Regions from separate parts of the Mus musculus genome. Here all the other regions are linked to region 1. The links are chromatin loops, found by intact Hi-C in ENCODE. Cell type or tissue: heart. All regions are shown on one strand. Each heading gives the region's core, and the rest is flanking DNA. Links, peaks and the distances in the headings are about the cores only.

Region 1 (7,461 bases), core at 1,763-4,262:
TATTTTTTGTTAATTTTAATATTTTGTCACTTACTAAATCACATGTTGGGGGGATGGAAAATGGAAACATATTCTTAGCAACCCCACCAGCCAGCCCTGTATATCTCAAGCAGTATAAAATTGAGACTATTATATTATATTTTGATGAAGTCTATGCGTAATTTTTAAATTATATTGTTTCTAACTGATGGACATCATGGAAATCACTGGTGTTGTCCATCTGACATTCTGACTGTATAAAATGTTTATTTGTACCAAAGAACACACGGTAAGTGCATACATACACTGCTGATGAACAAAAGGCTTGTGTGTGGAAGTCATATTTTAAAGTCTCTTCTATAGTCTTCTAATACTTAAGTCAATTTGTAAAAAATTCTCTGTACTATAGCTGTTAGTAGGTTACATCCTAGTCTTGCCACTTCTTATGATGCTCTTGAGGCAAATTTACTGTATTGATTAGTCTCAAATCACCCTAAGCATAAATTCATATTAACATTTGTTAGTATGGAACGCTGCGTTCTGCAATGTGTCCCTTTAAGCCTTTTGATTTTATGTGAAAATCCACAATTGACTGTGAACAAGGAGCTCTCACCCCACTCCAGATACAAGGCAATATAACAAGCAGTAAAATGCACCTGTATAATTTTTTAAGTGGGACAGAATGAACTCTACTTTGGATGGATAATGACTGTCAAGTGTCCTAATTTCAGTGGCAAATTTCAAAGCTGAAAACTGTAGTTTCTGCTTCCTATTACTTTAATCTTTTTGTTGGGGCGGAATTGGGGGGGGGGGCGGCGGCGACGACTCACCTGTGAAAAACGAGGCCTAAAAAAATCAAATTATTTGTCCGAGGTCACGCCCAGTATTAGTGACCAAGCCAGACAAAATCCATAGGTTCTAATTTAACATCCTCACCAGCAGCATCTGTTGCCCCCGCACCCCCCAATCCCTAACTGTGCCACTTCATCTCCTTTCTAGCTCCAAATAAAGTTGGTTTTTATTTTATGTCTTACCCCACCCCCTTTTTCTTCTGTGTCAACCCGTAGTAAAATCTTGCACTAAGAGTGAATGAAAACACGCCGACTTTTAGGAGCCTTTCCCTTTTGCCAACATTTTCTCTGAAAGGCTCTCGGGGCTCTCCGAGCAGCCGCGAGAGGAGTGGAGGGAGGGAGGTGAGTGGAGCAAACAAGTCTTTCCGTGTTCTCGCTCGTGCCGCGTGTGTGTGTGGGGTGTGTGTGTGTAGCCTGCGCGGGGGAACCCACAGTGGTTGTCCTAGTGCGAGAGGGGCAGGCGGTGGGGGAGTGGGGGGGTGGAGAAAACCACGACGGTGGGAAATCCCTGTGCTGTCGGTGTATCTGCCCAGCTTGGGCAAAGCTGGGCAGGGCCGCGCGTGAATAAATCTCCTTAAGTGGCCGGGCGCAGTCACTGCAGCACCGCAGAAGAGGAGGCGGGCGAGGCGGGGCGCGAGGCTCGCCCGGAGCTGGGGGGAGGGGAGGGCGGAGGAGGGAGCGAGCGCCAGGGCGGCCCTTTTATAGGCCGAGGCCCGCGCGCCCCCGCCCCTCGAGCTGGCCCGGGCTCCAGCTCCGCCGCCGCGTTACCTGAGAAGGGCCGGCACGTCCAACGCTCCGCCCGCCCGCTCGCTCGCCCGCCCGGCCCGCCCTCCCTCCTTCCCACCCTCCCGCTCGGCCAGGGCCGCCCGAGGTCTGTGCCGCGCCTCCCTTCTCCCGCTGGCGGCTTCCCTTACCTTGTGAAAACAAAACAAAACAAAAAATATCCTCTCCGCGGCAGCCCCCGCCTCTTCCGTAAGATGTGACATGGCGGTCGGCGAGGGGAACTCGGGAAGCCGCCAAAACCCTGCGCCCCTCTGAGCCTATCCATGCTATCGGCGCTCCCCGGGCCCCGCCGCAGTGACCCGGCCCACAGGCCGAATCATCGATTCCTCGGCGCGCGGCCCGGCTTCCCGCCAGCTTCTTCCCCAGCCGCGCGCTCCGAGCGGGGGAGAACCCCCTCCTCGTCCCCTCCCACCCCGGGCGCGCGCCCGCCCGCCTCCTCCCCCCCCCCCGTCGCCGCTCGCGCGCGCGCACACACACACCCCTCCTCCCCTCCCCCAGTGGTTGCGTCCGTGACATCATCATCATGGCAACAAGAGCTGCAGCCTGGGACCGAGGAGCCCGTGTGATTCCCGGCGGCGGCGGCCGTGGCGGCAGCAGCAGCGGTACCACCCGACCCGACGAACGCGCGAGGGCTTCTCTCCCGCTGCCTCTCGCCCGGAGCGTCTGAGGAGGCGGCGGCAGCACACAGCCTCCGCAGCCTCCGCGCGCCGCCGCCGCTGCCGCTCGTCCCGGCGTCCGTGCGAGGGGCGGGGGGGAAAAGCCGAACCGAGGAGGAAGGGGAGGAGGCGCCTCTGCGGAGCCCGCCGCCGCCGCTGCTGCCAGGTCGCTGAGTGGAGGGGAGGCGGTGGCGGTGGCGGCGGCGGCGAACATGTTTTCTGTGCGGATAGTGACTGCCGACTACTACATGGCCAGCCCGCTGCCGGGGCTGGATACCTGCCAATCCCCGCTCACCCAGCTCCCTGTCAAGAAGGTGCCGGTGGTACGAGTCTTCGGGGCGACCCCGGCAGGTAAGCGGGAGCGGGCGGGAGCGGGAGCGCGGGCGCCGGGTCGTCGGGGCTGCCCTCCCTCCGCGCACTCGCGCGCACGCCGCCGCCGGCGGCCCTCTACAGGGTCGCTGCGGAGTCTGCCCTGTTCTCGGCTTTGCTCGCCTTCTCTCTCGCGCGCGTGACAGGAGGCGCAAAAGAAAAAAAAATGTGGGCTCGCGTGAGCGCTGCGCCCCCCTCCGCGGCAGAGAGGCGGCGGGCGCCCGGTCTCTCCTTTGCGAGCGGCGAGCAGGCTGGAGCCCCTGCCTCGGTGGGTCGGGTGGCTGCGCCTCGTCCCCAAGGACGAGTTCGCGGGTCCTTAGAGGTCGGTCCCCGGCGGAGACCCCGGCCACTCGCTACGTGTCCCTAGTGCCCCGTTCGAGAAAAGGCTTTGAGGGCAGAGGCGAAGTGTCAGGCGTGTTGTCCGTCGCTCCCGGTTGCCTCTGTTCACCCTCGCTCTCCTCTGCCCCTGCCGGAGATGCTGTGGCTGTAGAAAGTGGCGCCCGGGGCCAGATAATTTTTCTCATTGAAGTGACCATGTGGCTCTTCTGTGAGTGCAGGTCGTGACTGCTTAGAGTTTAATGCCTCGACAGGGACAGAGCGGCATCCTCAGGTGCAATGCTTTCAGGAAATGTGCATCCATGGAAATAGGAACTACGTGTTTGTGTCGCCCAACATAAAATACTACACCTAATGGGGGTGGATTCGTTAGGAAACACAGCCAAGCTCAGCAGCATAGGCATTTTAAAATTCCTCTAGGCTGGGTTGCAGGGTTGCATTTTAAAAATAGATTAAAAAAAAAAAAGCCATTTTGAAGAAATGGTGGGGGGGGGAAATGACAAGCTATGTTCTGGAACACTCTTTGGGTTTATAATATAAATAGGTTAGGGGCCAGATATACAAGGTTTTGCGTTTTTATCTTTCAGTTTTGCGTCTTTTTACATGCTTTAAACTGTTAAGATGAAATGGTAAAGCCGTATTCTGGAAGACGATTCTTACCAAGGTATAGCCCTATGGGGTTTCAGACGGCATTTCCCACTTGATGCTCTTTGCCTTCGTCGCCATTCATCTTTATTACTACAGTCAGCTTCTGTGGACTACCAAGACAATACCATTTCCCAAAATACAGACACTCGTTCTAAGCTACTACCTTTTAATGTGAATTCTCTTTGTTAACAATGCCAATGACATAAATAAGGCTGGGTAAAAGACTCCTTTTTCAAGTAGAGTTTGATGCTGTGAACCTTGGAAGATCGAGAACCGGAATGCTGGTAACAGTTGGTAGAAAGTATAGCATTTGAGACGTGGAAGACTGGAAAATCAGAGGCATTATAATGTTCTGGAGGATAGGTTTTCTACCTTTTTAAATGCTGTGCTGCTGTCTTTGTTTTGATTTGGAATCTCAGGGTAATACACTGCCTGTTCTCCTTTCAGCTGCAGAGGATGATAGTGAAGTTGATTTTCAAGTTGTAGAGCAACATGCTAATAGGATATTGTTGTGGTGGTCCAGTTTGTATGGTGGTCGAGTTATAGGTTTTCCTGCTACACTCACTCAATAGGTATACGTGAGTGATTTTAAAACTATTATGTAGGAAAGCTTTTGTTTGTGCGATTGCATGAATTTCACTTGCTATTAGCCGATTCTGTGAAAGAGTATCTTTTACAAATAGACTGGTGTAGACACTTGTGTTTCTGAATGTTGGAATGTGAACTATTTCATAAGAAATATTTATCTCTTCTTCTTGAATATCTTACAATAGGTCGCCAGCCTCCAATTAAAAAGAGAAACCCTCTGTGTTTTTTGTGGTGTACTTGGAAATGTATACTATAAATGAAGAAAAAATAAGTACTTGTGATACAGGCAAAAGCAATCATCACGTTGCTAAGGAGTATCATGTTGCTAAGGAGTATCAGGTTGCTAAGGAGTATAAGGTTGAAGGTATAATTCACAGGTTAAAGCAAAAGTTTCTGTTTCAAGCATGACACATAGATGGATGTAAATGTCAGTTTAGACCTCAGTAATTGGTTCATTAATATATGGTAATAGTGCTTGTGAGATACCTTGGTGCTGAGGTCAGAGGAAAACAATAAAATAATTCCTTACATAGTATAAAACAAATCTTGTTTCCTCAATGTGAGAAAAAAAAATTGAAGTCCTTGGCACACACTTAAAGTCTCCAGTTTTTATAAATCAAGCATTTTTAATGTCATAGACCGCCCCCCAGTAGAGTTAATATTAATCCAGACTCAATGAAAACTACCCTGCAGAATTTTCTGCTTTAAATTCTCTTCCCAAAGAAAACTAGTCCAGGCCATGTAGATTTAAAACTTGGAAATAATGTAATAGAGCGGCCAGAATATTTTATTAAAAATCAGTGTTTGGTGGGTGTGGCGCTGAATGCCTATCATCTGTCCCTGGTGGCCAAGGCAGGTGGATCTCTGAGTTCAAGGCTAGTCCGGCCTACTTAGCTAGTTCTGGAGACCCAGGACTACACAGAGAAACCCTGTCTTGAAAAACCAAACCAACTAACCAAACACAATTTGAATGCTAGAATTTTTTAATGAAAACAAATTTACTATTACAAAATTCAGACATATTACTAATGTGTAAACTATGTTAATGGACATTTGTAACACCTGTAAGTCCTCACCTTGTAGGTGTTAACTTTGGAAGTCCGTAATTCTTTGATTTGGAGAAAAGATTTTTTTTTCTTAAACAGAATTTGCTATTCAAAGTAGATCCAATATCAGCAGAAGAAAGTTTCTCTCAAAATGGCTATTTGAATTATAAATTCCGAGTCAATTGGATTACTGCTGTTGCAGGAAAAGTAATTTTCTGCTTTAGGAAACAGTCCAGTTAACTTTTGTTGTCCTGTCTTAAGGACATATTTGGAGTAATGTAAATAAATGTCTTGGATTTAAACACCTGTGTTTTGAGTTTGTGAAATTTGAAAATATTTTTTTAAATAGCATATTCAGACTTGAATGTGAATTTTTGACTGATTGGTTTGATCATTTGCTAATTGAACATAGTGATTCCTTATAAAAGTCACTTCATTTCTTTCATGTGAGTGAGGGAGTTACGTTTTAGAAACCCTTAGTTCTTTAAACTCATTAATTTTTTTTTTTTTTTACATCTCTTTGGTGTGTGTGTGTGTGTGTGTATGTGTACACATGTTTTCAAACACCATGGTGTGTGTGAGTACATGTGTGTTTTCAAGCACCATGGTGTGTGTGTGTGTGTGTGTGTGTGTGTATGTGAGTACCCAAGCACCTCGGTGACATTTGGAGGTCAGAGGGACTCGTTCCACCTTGTGGGTTCCTAGGACCCAGGTCATCAGGCCAGGCAGCAAGTACCTTTACCAGCTAAGCCTTCTCATTGGCACTAAACTCATTGTTTTTGAGTTGTGAGCATAGCTAGCCTTTAACAGCTGAGCAATCTCTCCAGATCCCTAAATTCATTTTTTAAAAAGTCTTAAACATTACTTTGATACATTATTTGATGTGTCCCAAGCATTATCATTGTAGAAAAAAATTATAATAACGCTCTGGTAATTTGTGGGGGGGGGGGGGAAGCAATGTGACTAAAGTATGGGATGATGTCTTTTTCATTTCTATCTGCATGGGTGTGGCACTACACATACAAGGCTGCTGAGGACCTGACTCCGGTGAGGAACTGGATGCGTCCAGAATCCACATCTCCACTTTTGCTTCAGTGCTCCTGTGCTCCGTGCATGCTGAGCCTAGTTGAGCCTTTCTTGTTCTCAGCCCCAGGTTAAGCATAGTTACCCTTTGAAAGAGATTCCCTGCTGAGATGCAGAGGAGGAGTAAGTAAGGTGTTCTCCGTCTAAGTCATTGAATGAAGTAGGTCAAACAGACTGTTGAGGGAGCTGCTTGCTTTCAAGATTACTGTAAGGAACTTTTACTACTACTACTACTATTATTATTTATTTATTTATTTATTTATTTATTTTTGGCTTTTCGAGACAGGATTTCTCTGTGTAGCCCTGGCTGTCCTGGAACTCACTCTGTAGACCAGGCTGACCCGAACTCAGAAATCTGCCTGCCTCTGCCTCCCAAGTGCTGGGATTAAAGGCGTGCACCACCACACCCAGCTTTCTGCTACTTTCTTGTACATTTTCCTCCTATTTGGTGAATAGTTGTATAGATTGTTGTAGATAGTAACGTGAAATCTGGTGAGTTCTTTTTTTTTTTTTTTTTTATTATTCTGGAATTCTACATGAGTTATAGGTGCTTACTTGATTGATTTATTCTTATATTTTATAAACCTAACTGTAATGAACTACTATAATTGGTAGATTATTAAATATATTTGAAATGAGTATGAATTTGTAAACCATTACGCTTAACTCAGATTATAAAAAATTTGAACCTTGTTCATTCTTTTAGCTAAACATTCAAAAATATTTTAAGATCATGTAAGACCTATTCAGTTATAATTGTTAGAGATTTCTTTTGGAGCGCACAGATCTAGTCATGCTAATCACAAACGAAGTTGTCCACTTTAATTTATATTTTAAGTCCTGAATAGAAAGCTTTACCAGTTTTACATACTATATTTGGCTAAAGTCAGATCAGCACATTAGGAACAGGCAGGGACCCTCTTACGTCTAGAACAGGATGGAGAAGCTACTATGTGTGTATCAACCTATTCTCTGTGCCTTTGTTAAATCAGGATTACCCACCAGCAACTCAGAAAACAGGAAGCAACAAATATGAAAATATAAATTGAACATAAAATTCTTAGGCTAATACAGAAATGTAGGATATAGTTAGTGATGGCTCCAAAAGGAGGATTTGATGAG
Region 2 (7,461 bases), core at 3,044-5,543, 86 kb before region 1:
TCATTAAAAAATGAAAGTACCTAAAAATTTAAAGATATGCCTACAATTTATGTAATCCAACTTCACAACTCCCTAGAATAACGTTTCACTCTCTCATTTCCAGAATAAGACAGTGCTAGGGCAACTGTGACATAAAAGCTGAGCCGTGAGCCGTGAGGCAGCATACAAGAGCTCACTTTTTCCTTCTTCAAATATAAACATACGGATTCTGACTGCCCCTGGAGAATAGCCACAGTTTTAACCTTTAAATGCCTCTAATCAAGGCAATTCAGGGGGGATTTAAATGCCCCTTGACTCTTATCCGTAGAAGCCTGTGTCTGTGAGCAGCTATGTGTTATACTTGACACATTGGGATCCTCTTAGTGAAATGGAGCAAAGAGTCATTTAAGGAGAATTTAATTAAAACAACAACAACAACAACAACAACAAGAGCAGCCACCGCAGCATACCGGTTTGGGTAGGTCTTAGGAAAGAAACCCTTAGGAAGAGTGCCATGTCCTGCCACCAGCAGGACACAGTTACTAGAGATGGGGGATGGTGCCTGAAAGCAGCCATGAGGCTGCTGGGCCTAGAACATGGGGAACAGGGTTGGTTTCATCTTGGACCCTCTCTCCTTGGCTGGAGATGGCTATCCTCTCTGTGTCTTCATGGTCCCTCCCCTGTGTATGCACAGAGCTGTATACTGATTCTCTCTTCTTCCAATGAACACCAATCCTATTGGATTGGGGCTCACCAGCACCTCATTTTACCCAAATTATCATCTGAGAAGCCCTATCCCACATCCAGTTACATTATGAGGTAATGGCAGAGTTTCAATAAATTAATTTTTATCTTATTTTTTGAGACAGAATCTCACTTTCTTGGCCAAACTGACAATCCCCCTACGTCAGCCTCCCAAGTAGGGAGATTGCAAGTGCAAGCCACCACTTCCAGCTAACATATGCATTTGAGGGACACAATTTAGCTCGTAACACCAGCAGTGTGGAAAACGTGTCATAGACAAGTCTAGATTTCTGATGGAAACGTAGAGAGGCAGACACCTCCCAGAACGTGGGTCTGTCTCTGGAGCATGGGAACAAGGTCCGTGCTGAGGAATAATGACCACTGATGGTGTGTTCACATCGTGTATGGCACCATGACGTTTGTCTCTTCTGTATTGCCATAAGTCCTCATGAGCACAGTCATGAAGGTGAAGAGCAGCAAGCTTGAGTGGAGCCCAAGCTTCTCCTCCTTGGTCTGAAATGGCAATGCCTGACTGCACATCACAGACTGGCAGATGGGCCAGCACACACCTCATCACAGTCTCTCCTAGAGGGAGCTTAGGAGGATGAGGAGGTCATATGTGAGACACTGAGTAAATGATAGGATGCTGTAATGGGTTGTTTGCTACTATGGCCATAGTGTGTGAGAGTTAGGGGATGGGGGGATGGTCAGTGTGACTTACACTGCAGAAGGGCTTATGCTGTGCTACAAGGGAACTAATGTGGGGAAAAGATAGTAGCTGGTTCAGGATGCTTGATGAAGACCTGAGACTTGGTTTGGTCCATTCGAAACAGCAGGGTAACACTAGGCTGATTAATACGTGTACAGTAAGTCTAATCAAATAACCCTTCTCCAGAGACCTTCTGAACTCATCTGCTCTAGTACACAGTATATTGCCTCTTCCAACCAGGAGTGACTTTTTTTTTTAATTAGGTATTTTCTTCATTTACATTTCCAGTGCTATCCCAAAAGCCCCCCATACCCTCCCCCCGCAACTCCCCTACCTACCCACTCCCACTTCTTGGCCCTGGAGTTCCCCTGTACTGAGGCATATAAAGTTTGCACGACCAATGGGCCTCTCTTTCCAATGATGGCCAACTAGGCCCTCTTCTGATACATATGCAGCTAGAGTCAAGAGCTCCGGGGTACTGGTTAGTTCATAATGTTGTTCCACCTATAGGGTTGCAGTTCCCTTTAGCTCCTTGGGTACTTTCTCTAGCTCCTCCATTGAGGGCCCTGTGATCCATCCAATAGCTGACTATTTATTATATACTTAATATTGCTAGGCCCCGGCATAGCCTCACAAGAGACAACTATATCAGGGCCAGAAGTGCCTTATATACATCACACACACACACACACACACACACACACACACACACACACGCACACACACAAATAGAAATACCACATACATGTGCACACACTACACACATGCATACAGAGACACATACATGCACACACACAGATACATACACCACAGACACACAGACACACACACACAGATATATACACCACACACAGGCATACACACACACACACACACACACACACACAGGCATACACACACACACACACACACACACACACAGATATATACACCACACACAGGCACACACACACACACACACACACACACACACACACAGATATATACACCACACACAGGCATACACACACACACACACACACACACACACAGACACACAGACACACAGGCATACACACACACACACACACACACACACACACACACACACACTTCCAGGAGAGAAGACTACTCTGAGTCTTATCAGAGTCCCAGAGTTCTTGACTTTCATCCTTAGCCCCTCTCTACCAGCTCAGTGATTGTTTTTGTGATGATTCCTTGGATTTCGCCCAACTTTCATCCAATCCTGTAGAGATGTATAATTGACATAATCCTATCATCATGACCCAACACCACAGTTGTATCTCAGCATTTGTACACAAAATATTCACTAAAGTCACAGAATCTGCCTTTAAATGTTTCAAGTTGCAGATACATAACTGTACTATTTTTAACTTTGTGATATACTGTGTCTTTTAGATTTCTGAACATATAATTACTGTGTAGCTGCAGACACATTTTGAAATGAAACACTATATTCTAGCTATGGATATTATATACTTAAATATCTATGAACACTGAAGTGAGCATATTTCACGAACCTCTTTGCTTCTCTGTTTGGTCTCACGTGTTCCTCCTTATTGAGAGCACTACTTTTAGGGTTGCACATGTATGTAGGATCTTGTGTTTTCTTGAGGTCTGCACTCGGAGAAAGCTCTCATTAAGAGCTCTTTTGCGCATCCTTTTCTTGTAGATTGACATATTTGAGGATAGAATCCGGGGTATTGATATCATTAAATGGATGGAGCGCTATCTTCGAGATGTAAGTATGTTCCAAAAATCTGAGGATGTGTGCTGGTGAGAAAAACAATTAGCTTGTGAAGATATTTCATAGTAGAAACACTGATACTCTCCCCAAGTCTGAGTCTGAGGAAGCCTGGACAAAGCCTCTCTTGTTAGAAGCTATGCAAAAACTTGGAAAGGAAGGATGGGGTCACCCTCCTGGACATGCAGAGGCAGGAAATAATGGTCAAACCAGACACAGGTGGTTGATAACAATCAGCACAAACAATTTCTAGAGCAGAATAGGAAAGGAGGAAATGATAGCGGGGGGTGGGAGGGTGCAGCAGAACCCAGCTGAATTGGAGGCCATTCCAAGCATTTTGTAGGACTGGGCTTGAGAGGTTTCTGGGCAGCTTTGAAAGCTAAGCAGCATGCTACCCCAGGGCACCCACTTGCAGCCCTGTGATTCGTTTTCCACAGACAGAATCTATACTAGCCACTGGGACACTCTGTGCTTTAACAAGATAGAAATTGATTGCTGCCAGCATGTCTGTGTCTGGGTACTTCTTTGGGCAGGAGTGGGTGGGGTGGGAGTCTCAGCAGGCTGGGTTTTGCTGCCTTCCTTTTGCCTGCAGCCCGGCGTTTGCTGTGTGTTGAAGGGTCTGCTCCTACTGACTGTGCTGATGTGCACAGGTGAAGCAGGGCAGTGGAGGTGCATGGTGACTGACAGCTCACATCAGGCTGCAGGGAAGAAGGGTGCTTTTCCGTGCAGTGGTGATGTCTTTCTGCCTCCATGCAGAGTCAGTGATTTCAGATTTCATCAGATGTTTATTAGAGAAGGTTGTGGACGGCAGGAGAATTCCTCTCAGAACCATTTGTTCTGCATGTTTGTGGGTGCTGGGCGCAGAGGCAGTGGGGAGGGGTAGAGGTGACAGCAGGCCTGTGGGGGTTGGGCGGCGCTGATGCCTTTTGCTTTCACAGAGGGACTGGTCGTGTACTGGCCAGCAGGTCAGGGACCGCGTATGGTCCTGCTGGCCAGTTTCCAGCTGGCCTTCACCAAACGAACCATGCTTCCTGCTTCCATAAACATGCTTTCCTCCTTCTCATTACAGAAGACAGTGATGATAATCGTAGCAATCAGCCCCAAATACAAACAGGATGTGGAAGGCGCTGAGTCGCAGCTGGACGAGGACGAGCATGGCTTACATACTAAGTACATTCATCGGATGGTGAGTGAGGGACCACAGCGCCTGGCTCTTCCTCTGGGGCAGGCACCCTCTCTAGGGGGGTTGTTTCTTCATTCAAGGTACTGGGATGTTTGGGGATGCCACAGTTATTTCTATGGCTCAGGATATTTTGAACCTTGAGACCTATGAAGCAGCATCACTCCTCCACCCAGTACTCAAACTGGTCCTGCCAGTAACTTAGAGGTATCAGTCAAAGTTCTAGGAAGTAGAGCTTTGTTTGCTTGGCTATTTACCAACAAGTGTGAAGTTTTAGGAGGCTAGAGTGGTGGAGTGGGCTGGGCATTGTAGCTGTTACATTCTGTTCCTCCCTTTTTCAGAGAGGCAAGTGAAAATTGGGAAGGACACTTCTGTCATGCCAAAAAAGCATGTGTCACATTAGCCTCCTAAGCACAGGCTATGTGGCCATGGCCCAAGTTCTTAAATCCTGCCCTTCTGCAACCCTGTTCACAAAATGGATCATCACTATACACGGTGCTGTGAAGATAAGTGAAGTGATATTCAAAGCATTTGGCACAAGAAAACACTTAACCAAAGAGATATTTGTTCTTTTGTGATAGGTGGGGAACATTCTACTCCCTAACCTGTGCCGTGGGGCTTGGTTACACTTAAACCATGGGAGAATTTAGAAGGAATCAAACTTGCTCAACAACTTGGAGGAAATATTACCCAGCTTCAGAGCTAGCTGTTTTATGGACTGCTTGCCATCTTGTCCTTTGTAGATTTAGAGATACGTTAGAGACCATTTCTATTTAACTAGGAAGCCAGACTAGACCTGTGACTTTCACACTGTCCTGTGGGAACTGTGTGTCTGAAGGCAAGAGTGGCCCTGGTTTCTCTGGCTTGTTTTTTACCAAGGATTCTGACATTAGAGAAAGAGCAGGGAAGTCACTGGACTTGAACTCACAACCCAGTTTCAGTCTCATCCTGCACGGAGATCGGGGATCATCACACCTCACTGCAAGGACTAAGTAAGCAGCATAGGGCAGGACACAGTCAGTAGCCTCAGGCCACCTTTTCCCCAGGGGAAAGAAAAGTTGACCACCATCCACCCTGTGGGTAGAGGGCAGGGAAGGTGTGTAAGCAGCACCCTTATCATCTGAGTCTTTAGGATCTCTGTCAGTGTGAACCACTTGTTTGAGTTTACAACCCAAAGTGGAAGCTAAGGTAAGGTGGTAAAATTCAAGGGTCTGGCTAAGGGTCAGGAGCTAAGTCTGCCTCATATCCAGTCTTACCCAGTGCCAGCCTGTGGAGTCTGAAAAATAGTATTCTTAGAAATAAACTGATCCATGAAGGTCATGACTGACTGGATATTTCTATCCCTTAGCTGTCTGTATCATGTCTGCACATTCCCAGAATACTGACATTCTGTCTACATCTCTAAGAACCTGCCAGTCCCAGGAACCAGCAGTTGGTACTTGGGAAGGACTCCAGGTCCCTACCAGTTCCTGGACAAACCTGTTTAGTTGTGCTAGTATATTGAAAAGCCAGCCAGTAATACACACAGTTCAACCCAATGACTGTGCCAGCTATAGCCATGTGGTCTCCAAATTTGGTTTCTTGGCCCTAATGTCTTTGGCTTCTCCTCGTCACAGAAGGGACTGGATGCGCCATCAGTATCTCCCCATTGATAGGCCGACTTCCTTGCCTCCTCTAGGCATCTGAGTAGTTACTACACAAATCAAATGATGCCATTAGAAAGCCAGTCTCTGAAAGAAATTATGAGAGACAACAAAAGTATACTGCTGAGGGCTTGTCTTTGACAGAGCAGGAGCCTAGTGGACAGACCAAGTAGCCCACACTGCCCTTGAAGCTGGAATGAACCCTCCCTCTACTGTAACTCAGCCCCTGACTGCAGGCGCTTTCTTCGAGATGGCATGGCTGGTACTTGAACTGAGTATGTGGTGTATGCTTTTGGTGTTGTCTTCTGTTTGGAAGGGAGCTGGCTCTGAGAAGACCCGGGTGGCAGATCCGCACTGTGAGAGTGAGGTTGTCGGCGCCTCCACATTCACTTCTCAGTTTTATTTTCATGCACAACAAAAGGTTCTGCTCTGAAAATCAATCGGAGGATGACACTGTTCAGGGTACATAATGCCTTGCTCTTATCTTTGGCATCAGATGGCTAAAAGCTCTGTGCTGGCCTTGGGAATCTGGAAAACTTTAACTCTCTCAGTATTGAAAAATTCTGATTTTGTTTGAGTTCTTGTAGGTAAATCCTCTTGGGTGAGCAGAGTCTGACTGATCTGGTGAGGGAACCTCAGGCCTGACAGAGTGGGCTCCTCATGGTTAACCTCCTAGCCTCCTCTGTCAGGCCTACTGTGCCCCAGAAGTGAATTGCTAGATGGCTGCAGTCAGAACAACACACCTCCTCCAGGCTTGCGTGCCCTCTGCCCTCGCTTTCCCCCACCTTTGTCTACCCGACCAGAACCTTCTTCATGCCCAGGGATCCCTCTCCTGTTACTGTCCTCCAGGCTCCCAGAAGCAGAACAGATAGCCCCTGAGCATCACACTCTTCTGCTGTCTGTCCTCTGGTTAGCAATTTTCCTTCCTGCCTGCTCACTAGATCGATAGCTTTGGGAGGATTGTCCAAATCGTATCAGTGGTGCCCTGCTAAACAACCAACCAACCAACCCTGGGTTTTAGCTTTTACTCATTTTCATATTAGAAGTACTCTCATACTTGGCAATAGAAAGCAAGTAATATAAAGCCATAGACTAAAGAACTGAGAGAGGGACACCCAGCCTTATCTTATAAACTGAGGTGGCCCAGCCCCTGCATACTCCTAATCTTTAAAACCCAGGTCAGCACTCAGGAGGCTGACAAAGGAGAACTGCTTTTAGTTCAAACTCAACCTGGGCCATGTAGTGAATTACAGGCTACATGTGAGACCCTAACTGAAAACAAATTGTGTCACTAAACAGTAGAGATCCACGGAGAACTTGCAGGAGTCAGTTCTCTCTTTCTTTCCGCCGTGTGGGCTCCAGGGATAGGACTTAGGTTCTCAGACAAGGCAGCAAGCAACTGTACCTGCTAGCCAGCTTTCTGGTCCCCAAAAAGTGATTTTTTTTTCCCCCGAGACAATCT
Region 3 (7,461 bases), core at 3,044-5,543, 200 kb before region 1:
TATTTTTCCCATCAAAAGAGTACCTTTGGATTGACTTACTGTTGTGGGGTATCTGTAGGTACCTGGAATGGAAATACAAAAGTAGCCATAAAGACCCTTAAGCCAGGCACCATGTCTCCGGAGTCCTTCCTGGAGGAGGCGCAGATCATGAAGAAGCTGAAGCATGACAAGCTGGTGCAGCTCTACGCGGTCGTGTCTGAGGAGCCCATTTACATCGTCACGGAGTACATGAGCAAAGGTCAGCCGCACCCCTCCCCCTCCCCTCCTCTCCCTCCTCCCCTCCTCTCCCTCCTCCCCTCACAGGGCTGCCGGGGACCGGAATCCTCAGGGATTCCACTCTGCTCACTCAGGATAACACTTAGAAAAGGGGAACATGGAGTTTGCCCCTGGATTCCTGAGAAGTGCAGTGCCTTTTGCATGTTCCACATCAGGAACGTTCCTCTGCACAGTTAAAACATCCATCTTTCTATCCAAGCTAATGCAGAGCTGAGGCTGTGAGAGCTGCTGCCATTTTGAATGGGTGGCTTCTGTTCGGTTTCCCTTTTTAGCGCTAAGTAATCAATAGCAGATGGTTGCTGAGTTAAGTTCTGTCCCCATCTCAACATCCTTCCCCCCAGCTTTCCCCTTAAACATCAGGTGAAGAGGTGACACGCAGTCATGACCTCCCTCCCTCCCCTCTCGGCGCATGCATGTGTTGACGCACACGTGAGCATGCGTACATCATTATAATCAAACCGGCATTGTTGGGGAATGAAGCCAGAGATCATTTTGTTTTGGAAAAATAAATGAGCCAAACAAGAAACAGCCTTAAAAGGCTGTGTGCATTGTACATCAGAAGACACCAGGGTAATTTTTCTTCTCTGTGTACTTTCTTTTAAAATATAATTGGAATTTTTTCCTGGCAGATTATATGCCCTTTGGATCCAGGGTTATTTTGTAAATAACTTTGTGATTAAAGCATTAAAAAAAAAAAAAAAAAAAAAAAAACACTGACAGCCATCCAGCCCCTGCAAATGATTATCTCCGCCTCGGTGTCAGATCCGTGCCTCCTCACTCAGCCTCACACGAGTGGCTCTGAAGCTCTGGCTGTCCGAGGCACAGGCGTGACTGGCTGGGATCTAATTAGGAAGCTCCTGCCCCACCCATATTCCTTGGATGCTTAAAATCTGAAAATAAGTCAGCAGTTCTGAAAGTCCCTTGTACCTGAGGCACCTAGAGAGCTTCTAAAAATACGGGCATCTGTGTCTGACTCTGGGATTCCTGATGTAGTGGATAGAGCCTGAGGACACGCCCTTCCAGCAAATACTGTCACTACTGTTGCTACTTGTCGGAGCCTCAGCCTGCTCACCTGAGCTGGCTCTCCACATCAGTCGCCTGTACGTCGTCGGTTACTGGGACATGAAGGATGGTTTGGTTCCTCCTGGTGACAACATAAAAGGAGACGTTCATTTCTTCTGGTTTTACTAACTCCTTTCTCACTGCTTATTTTCAGAAGCTACAACTCGCTTCTTAAAACATAAACTTGATTTCTTGGTTTTTGTTCAAAGCTTTCTTTTTCCATTGATGCAATTATCCTTTTCATCTCCCTTTTACTTCCACTAAGGAAATCAAATACAGCCACTATTGAGAATCTTTGCCTCTCTGAGTAAACTAAAATTGTTTTGTTTCATTCATAGGAAGTTTGCTTGACTTCTTAAAAGATGGTGAAGGAAGAGCTCTGAAGTTGCCAAACCTTGTGGACATGGCGGCACAGGTGGGCCTGGGGTCTTAATTCAGGCTGTGGCTGTACCAGCACGGACTCTCAAGGTGTTGTGGTGTAACAGCTGTGCCCCCTTCCCTGGGTTTCCACAGGTTGCTGCAGGAATGGCTTACATCGAGCGCATGAATTATATCCACAGAGATCTGCGATCAGCAAACATTCTAGTGGGGAATGGACTAATTTGCAAGATTGCTGACTTTGGATTGGCTCGGTTGATTGAAGACAATGAATACACAGCAAGACAAGGTGGGCACTTCCAGGGCAGTGGCTCCTGATTGATCTTTGCCTGCACAGCCTTCTCCTTACCTTCATTTCCTCCCTCTTCCCTTTGTTTGTCTGATCTGGCGCGAGCTGCACAGTTCTCAGGTGGGAGCTAGTGGATCTAGTTGGCGTGTGCAGTGCTGGTCTAGTAAGTGGGCGTCTGTTCCCATGGCTTGCCTGGCTTTTGGGAAGTATCTAGGCCCACGGTGTTCCACTTTTGGAGAAAGAAGGCTTTGAGAAGCCAAGTTATAGCTCATTCTCCATTAGCCACCTCTGAGCAGAAATCAGGTGACACTCCAAGTCAGACAAGTTCCTTTACAAAGGAACAGGCGTGGTGTTGGAAAACGGAGAACATAATAAATAGCAGGGGAGCCAAGGCTCAGAATGCAACAGGAGTAGGTAGCGCCAGAGCAAAGACACCTCCTGGTAGAGAGCCTGCACATGGAGGCGATTCCTGATCTCAGTCAGCAGCTGCCTGCCAGGCCCAGCCAGGACCAGCTGGGACCAGCCTGAGACTGAGCTCTGCAGAGCGCTGAGGAGAAAAGAAATGGTCTGGAGGGCCTGGAGGACTGCAGTGCTGGAGAAGCCGTCTCTTCTCCTGCCTCACCCACCCCCTGCAAAGGGTCAAAGACATTAGTTTTATGTAAACCACGTACCAGACCAGAAGCCAACCCACTTGGGGAGGAGGGATTGTTTGTCAAGCACCAGATGTCAGGAAAGAATTCCCAAGGTGTTTTCTGCCTTCCTGGCTGGCTGCTTGCATGGCAGTGTCCAGGCATAGCACTGAGGAACTAGCAACAGTGGAGGCCTCTGTGTGGGTTTTAAAGCCGGAACTCAGGCAGGGAGTAGGTTTCCTTGGTGAAACTAACCGAAGCCTGGCCACCCCAGCCAAGCTGAGCAGTAGTGGGGATGGATTACAGGATGGTGCATTCTGCAGTTTTATGTTGAATAGTAGTTGTTTCGCTCATTTTTGGCAATTCCTTCCGCCTTTCACTTGCCTCAGAATGGAAGTGCAGTGAATGATGTGAGAAAATGTTAAACTGGGGCCCTGCCTAGGTACTGACACTATCCAAGTGCTCGGTTGCATGTCGGACAAACCGCCCAGCTATTTGAATTCCCCACTCCCACCCCTGGCACACGCCATCTCTTGCCCTTGTGGGATCCTGGGGGGTACGGGGGGGGGGGGTATGCACACAGACACACACCCAAAGTCAGGGGTCACAAAAGCAGGCTGTATCTCTAAGCAGAGAGGAATACAGACGTGACTTGGTGACAGGGCATGCCAAGAGGGTCTGAGTGAATATGATCAGAGGCCTTGCCCTGAGGGAGAGCCTGTGAGGGTTGATAACCAGCATGTTCCATTTAGGAAATGGCTCCAAAGAAACTCAGGAGCTTCCGTCTGTGTGTGAGAAAGTCTCCGTGGCAGAGGGAGCAGTGCAAGACTGTTTACTTTTAACTAGACTTTGAACTCTGTAGAGTCTATGGTTAACACCCTTGACCCATCTGTGAATGAGAGGTGTCAGGCCAGGAGCTAACAGATGCTACCAGAGTACTGTTGGGATGGACTGGGTACATAAGTCATGCATCATTCATAAGGGTGCCTAAGACTGTGGCCTCAGGCGGCTGGCACCTCTCATGTCAGGTTCTGCACTGGAACCCATCCAGGGCCCTCTCAGCCTGGCCATGCAGCCTTCCTTCCCACTTCCCACCATGACTGCCTCTCTGCCCTGCCTCCCCCCCATGACATCCAGACCACAGTCTGAGGCCCTTTCCAAGGACAAGCCTCAGTCCTTTGTTCAGCATTTCCTTGACAGAAGAGTCCACCTTTCCCTCTTAGAATATTATTTCTTCTTTCTTATCTTTGTCAACTGTCTTCAGATGCATACCAAACACTGAAAAGGGTAAGCAATAAGGGTTACAGGAGCTAGAGTATGACAGGAGAGACGGGCAGTCTGTGCTGTCCTGAAGCTGAGAACCAGGAAAGGCCAAGGCACGTCAGGACCTGGAAGGGGCAGGAAATAGACCCATAGTTAGCATATTTGTTCATACAAATCACAAAGCTCACAAGTGGAAGGTCCGGATTTGAAAACAGTACAGCCCACCTGACCAGGTGTGCTCTTGAGCTGTGCCCACTGTCTCCCCCCAAGACAGTGAATCAGAGAATAGAATGGAAAACCAGAGAGAATTAGTCCTAAGTCCCACTTCCCCTTTATTTTATGGAAAAAGCCTCAAGGGACAACCTCTCAGATTCACATGTGTCAGGGGACCAGAGAGACTTTTCCTTTTGCAGCCTTGGCTAGCCCAGCTGTTCCTACAGTTCCTTCACTGTGCCTGCCCTGCCCTGGCCTGTCCACGAGATGGAAAGGTCCGGCATGTGTTTGCCAATGTATTCTGCAGATGGCATGTGTGCTGCATGCCGGCGTTCCTGCCGGGGATTAATAAGCTCCTCTAGACAGCTGGTCCATGTGCCTAATAATATTTGCAAGTCGGGTTTTATGTCACCCGCAGGCCACAGCCGTGCCGCGTGTTGATTATGGGAGTGCAGGCAGTGTTCTGAAACATGTGCCAAATGTAGCTATTTTAGGACCATGAATGACAAATTGTTTGCAAAACAGTTGTGAGTTTCCCATCTCAAGGTGCTCTGAAATGTCTGTCACCACGGACAGACACACACACAAGGTGTGACAGCACAGGACACAAGGACACTGCAGTATGGAGCTCTGTTACAGGTCTTCCATGTGTCTTTGTCTCCTACAAGCCCCATACTCACCCCCTGCCTGCCTGGCTTGTGAGGAGAAGCCCAGTGTCAAAGAAGAATTCAAGACCAGGCCTAGTGCCTATGAAGGTTACCCTTCACTTGACAGCATTCTAGAAGCAACTAGAATCATTTGGGGTTCCTTGTAATGGCCTGGACACTTCAAAATAAGAACTAGTTCTTGTTTAGTCATAAGCTCTGCACTAAATTCTGTCCATCTGGAGTCGCTTAAATAATCCATAGCAAGTGTTTGAATAGTTTGTTTATCAAAGGAACTTGGCTAAAAGTTGTTAAGGAGATACCCAGGCCAAAGCAGAGGCCCTGTGTGGTCTCAGCTCCTCTGGGGACTGAAGAGGGAAGATCTCATCAGCCCAGGAGTTCGAGACTGGCATGCACAAAACTGTAAGATTCCACGTCGAAGGAAGAAAGGAGGGAGGGGGGAACGCAGAGGAAGCCTAAGGGCACATAAGGACAGTTGGCTAGCATGAGAAAGAACACAAGAACATTAAACTCATGCAGCAAAGCCCAGCAATACCCACTGACTTGGGCCCTGGGCAAGCTGGGTGATTCGTCCATGGGCAGATTACTTATTTTTAACTGCAAATGCATCTTCCCTGTCTGTGCGTGTTTGCAGCTACTGGAAAGCACTTGTGTGTCTAACCTAGCCCCAGCGAGTAGGAACTGGACAGTGTCGCTTGCTGCTGTTCTGTTTTTACTATACAGAGGACCAGGCTGCTAGAGAATAAACAAATGGGTAGGTTGCAGTTGTACTGGAAAGAGCCAATTACCATTCAGGGTTAAAAAAGAAGCTAAAGGCCCTTTCCAGGAGGCAGGTGTAGGCTATGGTTAGAGTGGCACTGTCAGCAGCAGAGAAGGGAGAACGTCGGGGCCATCTTAACATCTCAGCGAGAGAGAATGAGTATGAGTTGGGATTTGTTGTATTTGAGGTGTCTGTGCCGGTGCATCTAAGCCCAGAGAAGCTGCTGCAGCATCGCAGCTGATCCACTGCCACAGCAGGGTCCTCTGACCCTCATCCTTCCCACTCTGTCACCTACGCCTCTCCTAGAACTCTACTGACAGCCACCTCTCTACCCCCAGTCCCACGATCCTTCCAGAAGTTACTGGAGCCCCCAGCTGGGCCCAGGGCTTCGAGGTGAGGCTGTGCTCTTGAGCCACACCCTCTCCTCAGCATCAGTTGTTTGCTCCTCTGTCACAGCCCCTGGCCATCCGTTCCTTCTCATGGAAAATGAAAATGGGTGGGAGAACTCTCCACAGACTTGGTCTTTTTCCTCATTCCTCAAGCAGCTGAGAGCTGGCTAATGCTGATTTGAACCTGGCACACTCAGCTCAGCTAGACCTGGCCATGTTTAGCAATGACTTGCTCTTGTGGACACTTGATTTCTCTTCTCTTCTCTTCTCTTCTCTTCTCTTCTCTTCTCTTCTCTTCTCTTTTTTTTTTCTATTTTCTTTTTTAAAATTTACATTCATCCAGTAAAGTAGACAAATCTGGTATGCAACTGGGTATGTGTTTACATAGTTTTGAAAGCACCTCACAGAGAAAGACAGACCTATAAAGACCATTTCATTCCACTCTAGTCCACAATCGGCCCCAGAGAGGGCTGTTTTCTGTTGCTTCAGATTCCCTCTGCCTGTAAGGAAGTTCATGAGTGTGACTTCACAGATCCCTTCCTTAGTAAGCCACCACTCTCAGGAATAGCCTCGCCTAGCCGTGACGTACTCTTTGATCTGCTTCTTGCTTCCTGTAACAGGCCTTGGCTTCTCACAGCAGACTGATATTTCACTGAGCAGAGGTACCATGTGCCCCATCACTGTACGGAGGAGCAGTAGGGCAAACTCTACTTGGGCTGGTACAGATGAAGCTGCCGGGCGGGAGACACACCCCTATCTCCCGGGTACTCACCCTGTCAGAAGGGCTGGTACTGGCTTGTCAGCAGCAGGTGCTGTCCCAAGAACACCGATTTAAAAGGCAACTGCAGCTAGGTGACTTGCCTGGTTTGGAAATCAGAACCCCCAGGTTTAAACCACTTCTGTCACTGACACACAGGGTGGCCTCAAGCAAATCAGCTACCTCTTTGGAGCATCATGTTTATCCTCTGTAAAATAGATAGTAACAGGGCCTGCCTCACATGGATACTATATGATTGAGTAAGCAATCTATAAAAATTTGAGGGTGGTAAAATATGAAGAATTATTTTAAAACTTCAATTTTTTGTGATTGACATGTTTTCCATAGAGAGGGTTTTATGGTATTAAAAATCATTTAAAGAGAAAAAAATGTTAGTAATCAATAGAGGAAAGGTACTTATAAAGCCATAATACACAGCCAGATAGGTGGATGATTGATTGATTGACTGATTGATAGATGATAGATAGGTGAGTGGATGTGTGTGGAATGTGTGCATATGAATGTGCATGTGTACAAGAGCACACACATATCATTATTTATAGCCCAGACCAGTCTATTTTTCTGGTTCTATCTACATGTCCCACAGACCCTCTGTTCTGAACTCAACGAAGGGAGAGTCAACTAACCCTGCCCCTCCATTGTCTTGGGCAGGCCTTCATTCTTTCCTCCTGTTAAGAACCATTCATGGCTGGGTGGGTATGGTGGTACACACCTTTAATCTCAGCACTAGGAAGTCAAAGGCAGGCAGATCTATTGAGT

Evidence for each region. A loop is a pair of places that touch in the nucleus more often than their neighbours do. Peaks named below come from ENCODE experiments on the same cell type or tissue, not always from the same donor. Only the 100,000 strongest peaks of a DNase experiment are listed, where the experiment ranks them.
Region 2: it touches region 1 in a loop (2.4-fold over the local background); 9 of 42 quality-filtered maps call a loop at or near these places.
Region 3: it touches region 1 in a loop (3-fold over the local background); 10 of 42 quality-filtered maps call a loop at or near these places.

The regions. Positions count from the first base shown.
Region 1 is chr10:39,729,994-39,737,454 of GRCm38, forward strand. Rev3l (REV3 like, DNA directed polymerase zeta catalytic subunit) reads left to right here and starts at 2,167. Exons shown (of 32, transcript NM_011264.3): 1 at 2,167-2,620. The coding sequence starts at 2,482. E130307A14Rik (RIKEN cDNA E130307A14 gene) reads right to left here and starts at 2,014. Exons shown (of 3, transcript NR_038037.1): 1 at 1,745-2,014. In heart, for the core only: a CTCF peak has its summit at 3,095; DNase peaks (open chromatin) are centred at 2,008, 2,758 and 3,078; H3K4me3 peaks cover 2,500 bases; H3K27ac peaks cover 2,470 bases.
Region 2 is chr10:39,642,604-39,650,064 of GRCm38, forward strand. It overlaps Traf3ip2 (TRAF3 interacting protein 2), which reads left to right. Exons shown (of 9, transcript NM_134000.3): 6 at 3,105-3,173; 7 at 4,246-4,362. All of the region lies in intron 2 of E130307A14Rik (RIKEN cDNA E130307A14 gene), which reads right to left. Among named protein-coding and RNA genes, the nearest start is that of Gm16364, 33 kb to the left of the region's middle. In heart, for the core only: no CTCF peak of the experiment used is centred there; DNase peaks (open chromatin) are centred at 3,532 and 4,218; H3K27ac peaks cover 1,036 bases.
Region 3 is chr10:39,531,958-39,539,418 of GRCm38, forward strand. Fyn (Fyn proto-oncogene) reads left to right here. Exons shown (of 14, transcript NM_001122893.1): 10 at 59-238; 11 at 1,677-1,753; 12 at 1,852-2,005. Among named protein-coding and RNA genes, the nearest start is that of Gm40627, 55 kb to the right of the region's middle. In heart, for the core only: a CTCF peak has its summit at 4,374; a DNase peak (open chromatin) is centred at 4,484; H3K27ac peaks cover 709 bases.